2 separate regions of the Mus musculus genome follow, and region 1 is linked to region 2. The links are chromatin contacts, found by Hi-C or POLR2A ChIA-PET in ENCODE. All regions are on one chromosome and are shown on one strand. The core of a region is the stretch at or near the end of the contact, and the rest is flanking DNA. Distances in the headings are between cores, read along the strand shown. Region 1 holds the start of Mybl1 (myeloblastosis oncogene-like 1). Region 2 holds the start of Snhg6 (small nucleolar RNA host gene 6).

Region 1 (3,370 bases), core at 347-2,846, 240 kb before region 2:
ATGAAGATGGGAATGTTATGTCTTTGAAGTTGTAGATCAGCAGTTCTTACCTGCATGGTCCAGATTCCATCCCCCCAGAGATATGTGGCACCATCTGTAAACAGTTTTGGTTGTCCTGACTGTAGGAAAAAGGGCTACTGTCTTCTACTGAGTAAAGGTAAAGGTGCTGCTAAAAACCCCTACAACTACCTCATCCAAAATGATAAAAGACCAAGGTAGTGTGCCTGTGGGTGTATGCGTATATGCACACTTGTTCCACTTCAATGTTCAATCTATTCTGCAGCCACTTTATATAAAGTAATTATGTCATAATTAAATTTATGTTGATATCTGCAGAACCAACCTACATATAGAAGAATATATGAATAAAGCCAAGTATTTTATGCGTAGTTATTTTAAATCAAACTCTGCAATGAATGACTCTCAGTACTAAATTTCAGCTCAGGGAATATGACTCTTAGATTTTGAAGCTGTGTATCTAGATAAATGGAAATTCTGAGAAATACTTTTCAGGTTTCCTTAATACTGAAAATCGAGACACTAGATTTTTTTGTCATCTGATTATGCCACACAATTTAGGAGTAGCTATTACAATAGCATAAAATAAAAGTTAGGTGCATAAAGACATCCTAGCACATCTTTCTACAACAACAACATTGTGTCCTACTTGTTACAATGCCGATACAATCAGAATCAAACATGAATACTTGAGATACAAAGTAACTAAGACACATTGGTTTAGGATCAAGTTTACTCGATAGTAACAACGTAACAATGTCCTCAGAAGATACTAAGAAAAAGAAAAGCTCAGAAGAGCAGTGCGCACAAGGGAGATTTAGCGAATTCCCTTCTCAAGATTTCCCAGAACCGTGCCCGCCCAGGTTTGTCAAGGAGATCTGTTTTGATTTGGCACGATTAAGTCAGAGGAGAGAACCCCATTTCAAGTCATCCAGGCAAACACAACCGCTTCCCCTGGCGTGGCGTATCCCCTGACAGTGGGCAAACTTACCTGGCAAGAAACCTCCCTGAAAGTGGCTGTGAGAAGTTAGAAGTCTGGGCGTGAGCTGTGGGAGAATCCGTCAATGCAGCAACCTGAGCATTTGTTAGAGAGAGTCCTACACACAGTCGTCTAATAATGATGGAGTCTAATAATGATAGATGCTCTCAGGCCAGCGCGGCCGAAGCGGGTGTGGGACACCCACCGAACAGGAAAACCTATGCCCCCCAGGCTCGAGAGGGCCTAAGTGGGGACCAGCAGGAAAGGACAGAGAGCAAGAGTCGAGACAGGGCCGCTAGGCCGGGTCCGAGGGGATGGCACCCACCTGCGCGACCTCTTCGCCATCCTTCAAGTACCGCATAGGCGCGGGCTGGGCGGGGACGCGGGGTCAGCCTCCTCCAGCCTGGGGCCAATGCTCCCTCTCCGAGACCCACCCGCCGCTTCCCCAACTCCTTCCCTCAGGTGACCGAGAGCGGAAAGCAGGCCCGGTCAGGTCAGGGCCAGGCGGGACTGAGGGACAGAGGGGCGGACCAAGACCCACTGCTCCTAGCCGCGGCCGGGCCCGGCCAGGGATGCCCTGGACATGTCAGGAGGCGTGCTCCCGCCCGCCGCCGCCCCGCCCGCCGCCGCCGCCTCCGCCTCAGAGCTGCCGGCCCTGCGCCGCTCCGTCACGGGCGCCGACCCCCGCCCTCTCCCCGCAGCGAGCAGCACTGCAGCACTCGCAGCCTCCTGCAGGGTTTTGTCCGCACCGCCGAATCTCGCGCCCAGCCTCCCTCAAGAGCCGCCGTTTGAATCTGCGCACGCGGCCCCGAACCTCATTGGCTGGGGCGGCCGCGCGCAGGGGGGCGGGGGCGGGGCGGCGAGGGCGCGCGCGGCAGAGGGCGGGGCCGGCGGGGCTAGAAGCCAGGATTGGAACTCGCGGGAGTCCCGGAGCGCCGTGGAGCCGGGGGAGGGGCGGGGCGGGATGGGGGAGGCGCGAGGCCGGTTCACGGGCCGAGGTGACAGGACACGGAACGCGGGGTGAGCCACCCAGTGGGGCGCGGAGATTGCTGGGAAGGCGAGTTTCTGCGCCCCGGGTGTGTGCCGGAAGAGGCGCCGGGGCCGATCCAGCCGCCGCCACCTCCGGAGGGGTGCGGAGCGTGCCTCTGGGGCGGGGACAGTCGGGGTCCTGGGCAGGGGAGGACCTCGCGGGCGCTAGTTCGCGCTGTGAGTCTCGCCACTTAAGGGCGCGGTCATCTACTTAACCTTCTAGCCAGGAAACTTGCGCGGCCGTTATTTTCTTAAGCATGTGTGAGTTAGTTCTGCGCCGAAAGGACAAGGAAACTGGCCAAGACCCTGTTGTTGTGTCTTTTGTTTTCCCCAGAGATGAATAAAAGTGTGATAAGTGGGGAGTTGTTATCTCGAGGCTTGCGTGGAACGGGAAAAGGTTGATAGTGCTCCAGAAGCTCAACCTCGTACTCCGTCTACAAAGGGGGCGGGATGCTCTTCGCGGGGAACCCAGAGTCCCGGAGGTGCGCCTGAAAGCTGGAGTAACTGAAATCTTGCATAGGGGAAGGGGCCTCTTACAGTTGCAACTTCTCAACAGTTACACGGTTAAAGAAGCATACAAGGAGATTATTAACTACAGTAGCGATTAGACACGGCGAAGAGCCCAAATTTGCAAGACACCATGCTCTACTGCATAGAGTGATGAACCACAGATCAATGTTGTTACAAACTGACATTTTTTGCTATTTTGAAACTGTACGCATCGTCTTTTGCAAATCAGAGATACAGGTGCAAATACAAATCAAGATGAGCTTGCAATTCAAAACAACCAGGTAGATACACACTCGCTTTTAAAAAAAAAATAACTTCCTTTTTCTCAAGATATATTTTGGGAAGGAAAAGCACTTTTAAATTATTTTCTGAGTTCCATAGTAGCTTCTAAAGAGAGAGACTAATTTAGAAATTAATATTTTTGAGACAAGGTGTTGTTATGTACCCCAGGCTGATCTTGAACTCAGTATAGAGCCCAGACTTTCTTCATGATCTACCTTAGCTTCACCAGGGCTACATGATGGAATGCTCCTCCTAGTCTTCAAATGTCATTTGGAAGCATATTTACTCTTGGGTATGCATTGTTCCATTTTTATTCTAACAGGAAGCAAAACTGATATTCTTAGGTTATGATCAGCTTTATACAAACAACCGTTTTAGAACTTGAAGGTAAGTGCATCAGATTTTTAAGTAAAATTTATTCTCATTGTTTTATATAGGGAAACGTCCTCCCAAAGATAGTATTACAGAATACTTTGAGACAAGGTGGTGTTATGTACTCAAGGCTGACCAGATCTCCAGAGCGCCTACAGCAGATGATGGCAGATAAAGAAG
Region 2 (3,513 bases), core at 927-3,426:
GACAAAAAGTCCGCAGCTCATGAAAGACGAGTTTATTTTACTACGAGAATGACATTTTAAAGAAATTACTGCCCACAGCAATTAAGAATAACTGTTTATTTATATATAACTTATTAATATTAAATTAGATATTAATTTTCACCATTTGCTTCTGTTTATGGCTTCTTGACTTTGTTCATGGCCTTCATTTTACCTTCCAATATGTAAGCTGCACCTTCCCAAAAGGAAAAAAAAAAAGTCAGAAACCCCAAATCATTTTTCTTCCATCTCAAACTAGGCCCAGGTGTTCACCCTAATGATCTTCAAAACGAACTGGCCCCAGCCCCTCAGTGTTATCAAACAGTATTGAATCCAGATACATGACTGATTAAGCAAACTTACCCAAAACAATAAAGGGTTTTTAGACATCACAGCTCCCAAAGTTGGACATCCACTACAGCCACCTACATGCTGGGGAGAACAAACAGTAACCCATTTTAACAATGGCGTCACATGTTAGTCATTTGCATCATCTATATACTGCTGGCATCTCAGTCTTTTAAGATTCTCTCTTCAAAGAAACACTCAGCTGGGTAAACGGCAAAAACTTAAGTCATCATTGTGCCAGCTATTAAGGCCCTGTTAATCAAACCTCAAAGAAAAAAAAAAACCACACACACAATTTGTACCTTGTTATTGGCAAATGTAGTCCTGGCAGCTTGTTTCAATCACTCTCCATGACAAGTGTTTAGAAAATATTTGTTCAAGCACCTTCAAATGAGCAGGTTTTGTTGCACCTAAAAATTAAAATATTTGTGAACTCTCATTTTACTTCCATGTTTTAATACCTTGCATGAGTGTGCACTGGCTACTTTTATGTCACCTTGACACAAGCTAATCACTGGTGTAGGAAGCTACAATTGTAAAAATGCATCCTTAAGATAGGGCTGTGGACAAGCACGCCTGTAAGGCATTTTCATAATCAGTGACTGGGGTAAGGGGGCAGCCACCTCCCCTGGGCTGGAGGCCCTGTGTTCTCTAAGAACCAAAGCGTAAGCTAATAGCATCCTCCATGGCTTCGGCATCCGCTAACTCCAGGTTCCTGTGGTGCTTCAGTTCCTGTCCCATCATCCGTCCATCACAGACAGAAAAACATTTTACTCACGCCCTTCACTGCCAGTACTAACTTAAAGGACTGAGTACCAAGCCTTGGCTTCTCAGTCTTGGTGCTTGCACGGAAAAGCTTGAGGCATATATGCAATTGTGCAGACCATCACTGGGACATTAGAACAGGAAACGGCATGGCCAGAGTCACAAATCAGAGAATGAATGATTGAACCGATTACTGGTGATGACTTATCACCTGCAAACCGATGAGAAATCCTTAATCATTTTCATATTTGAAACGCTGAGTTTACAGAAATCCAGAGTACCCAATTTGGCTTACAGATACCAACAGTAAAGTATAACATGCAGGCCTGAAATGTAGTGTTCTTTTGTATCCACACGCTTCAGAACTTACCACCACCTTCTTTTGCCAGCATCCCCACCCTGCGTGGCTTTCAAATAGTTTGAAAATTTTGCTCCAACTTTAGATCGTACTTACAGGGTTGATCCATGAATACAAGCTTTTTAGAGTGATGCCAATACTTCAGATCAAACTATTAATCTTTAAAAAAAAAAAAAGCCAAAAAAAAAAAAAAGCCTAAAATTGGCGGTCTTAACATCTTAGAAGCAGTACTTTTCCGCCTCTGTAAAATTTCCTATGGATTACTCACTTAGGAAGCCTGAAACAGACCGCATGGTGGCTTTTCTTGGGGATACAAAGGGGCTCCCGCCAGGGTGCAGGCCCAGATGAAAGCTGCCGCCAGAAGCGGCCGCTTGTGCCCGCACTTCGAAGCGTCCAGAGGAGCAGGCCTTATAACTAATCTCGGTTAAGATTTGGAGACCATTGGGAACGCGCCCCGCCGCTCACAGCGGGCCAAGGGCCACACCGAACCCGGGAGCCATGGGGCCCCCGTACCCGGCTAGAGACGGACGCCGCCAACAAGGAAGCCCTCTCCGCACACACGGGGTTAAGCAGACCGCAGGATTCGCACCTGGAAACGCCCAAGGACACGCCGGGTTCGGCCGCCCGCGGCCTCCGCTGTGCGCCATGCTGCACCGTCTGCTCGCGCTCTACGGCGCTGCCGAGAAAGGAAGTGGCCCAGCGTGCGCGACCCTAAGGCGCTCCTGTAGGCCCCGCCTCTTCCGGCCAGCCCTCTTCTGCGTGCTCGCCTTCACCCCCTCCTCTTCCGGCTCTGTGTTTCTAGTGGGGCGGAGGGAGCAGGTTGTGGGAATTAGTGCGAATACTTCCGCTAGAGCTTTTTAATTGATTTTTCAAGTAATGAATAATGCCTTAAAATAGGACAGTCTCCCAGTCCAGGTCCTTATGTTTGCTGGGTCTTCTACATCCTCACCTACTTCAGTGTTTAAAAACCGTTGGTATTAGAAACTATTTAATTTTTTTTTTCTAAGATGTATTTTATATGTATGGGTGTTTGGCCTGCACGCTAGCCATGTGTGCCTCGCCCGAGAACCTGGTACTGACAGAGTTCAGTAGAGAGTGTCAGATGCCCTGGAACTGGGGTTATATGTGACCCAACTTACAATATGAGTGCTGGGAATCTAACCCTGGGTCCTCTGGATGAACAGTCAGTGTTCTTAACTGCTAAGACATCCCCAGCCCACAGCAGCTCCATTAGAGTTAGTGTTCTGGAAGCAGCAAGCACACGGACACACTCACAGAAAGAGAGATAAAAATTGATTGTCAGAAAAAAAGGAGCGTGCAGGGCGTGGTGGCGCACACCTTTAATCCCAGCACTTATTCCCTTAAATCCCAGGCAGGCGGATTTCTGAGTTCGAGGCCAGCCTGGTCTACAGAGTGAGTTCCAGGTCAGCCAGGGCTACACAGAGAAACCCTGTCTCGAAAAAACCTAAAGAAGAAAGAAAAAAAAAAAAAGAAAGAAAGAAAGAAAAAAAGGAGAAGCTGTTAATGAGTTTGATTTGTAATAGTAATAGAATTTTTCTTAGTCATGAAGTAGTCACCGGGCTGGAGAGACAGCTCAGCTAGTTAAGAGCACTGACTGCTTTTCCAGAGGTCCTGAGTTCAAATCCCTGTAACCACATGGTGGCTCCCAACCATCTGTAATGAGATCCAATGACCTCTTCTGGTGTGTCTGAAGAAAGCTAAAGTGTACTCACATACATAAAAATAAATAAATATATCTTTAAAAAAAAAAGAAAGTAGTCACCTAATGTGTTAGAGTTACTATTGTTGAACTTAATGGTCATGATGAAACACCACAACCAAAAGCAAATTGGGGAGGGAAAGGGCTCATTTGATTTAGCATTCTAAGCCACTATTCATCACTGAAGGAAGTCAAAATAGGAACTCAAGCAGTACAGAAACCAATGCAGAGGTCATGGAGGGGTGAAGCTTACTGGCTTATCTCATGCCTTCTCAGCTTGCGTCTCAGGATCCCTGGCCCAGGG

The links. A loop is a pair of places that touch in the nucleus more often than their neighbours do. ChIA-PET counts read pairs that join two places held with the same protein, here RNA polymerase II (POLR2A).
Region 1: POLR2A ChIA-PET joins it to region 2 with 25 read pairs in embryonic stem cell. The contact joins the promoter of Mybl1 here to the promoter of Snhg6 in region 2. A Hi-C loop is called at or near these places in 1 of 37 maps with a recorded cell type or tissue (T-helper 17 cell). POLR2A ChIA-PET finds 5 or more read pairs at or near these places in 2 of 5 experiments (both embryonic stem cell).

What each region holds. Positions count from the first base shown.
Region 1 is chr1:9,698,613-9,701,982 of GRCm38, forward strand. Mybl1 (myeloblastosis oncogene-like 1) reads right to left here and starts at 1,597. Exons shown (of 15, transcript NM_001290397.1): 1 at 1,323-1,597. The coding sequence starts at 1,342.
Region 2 is chr1:9,941,942-9,945,454 of GRCm38, forward strand. Snhg6 (small nucleolar RNA host gene 6) reads right to left here and starts at 2,177. Exons shown (of 4, transcript NR_024067.2): 1 at 2,079-2,177; 2 at 669-776; 3 at 382-450; 4 at 84-214. Snord87 (small nucleolar RNA, C/D box 87) reads right to left here and starts at 602; the gene lies at 529-602. It also overlaps a transcript of Mcmdc2 not described here.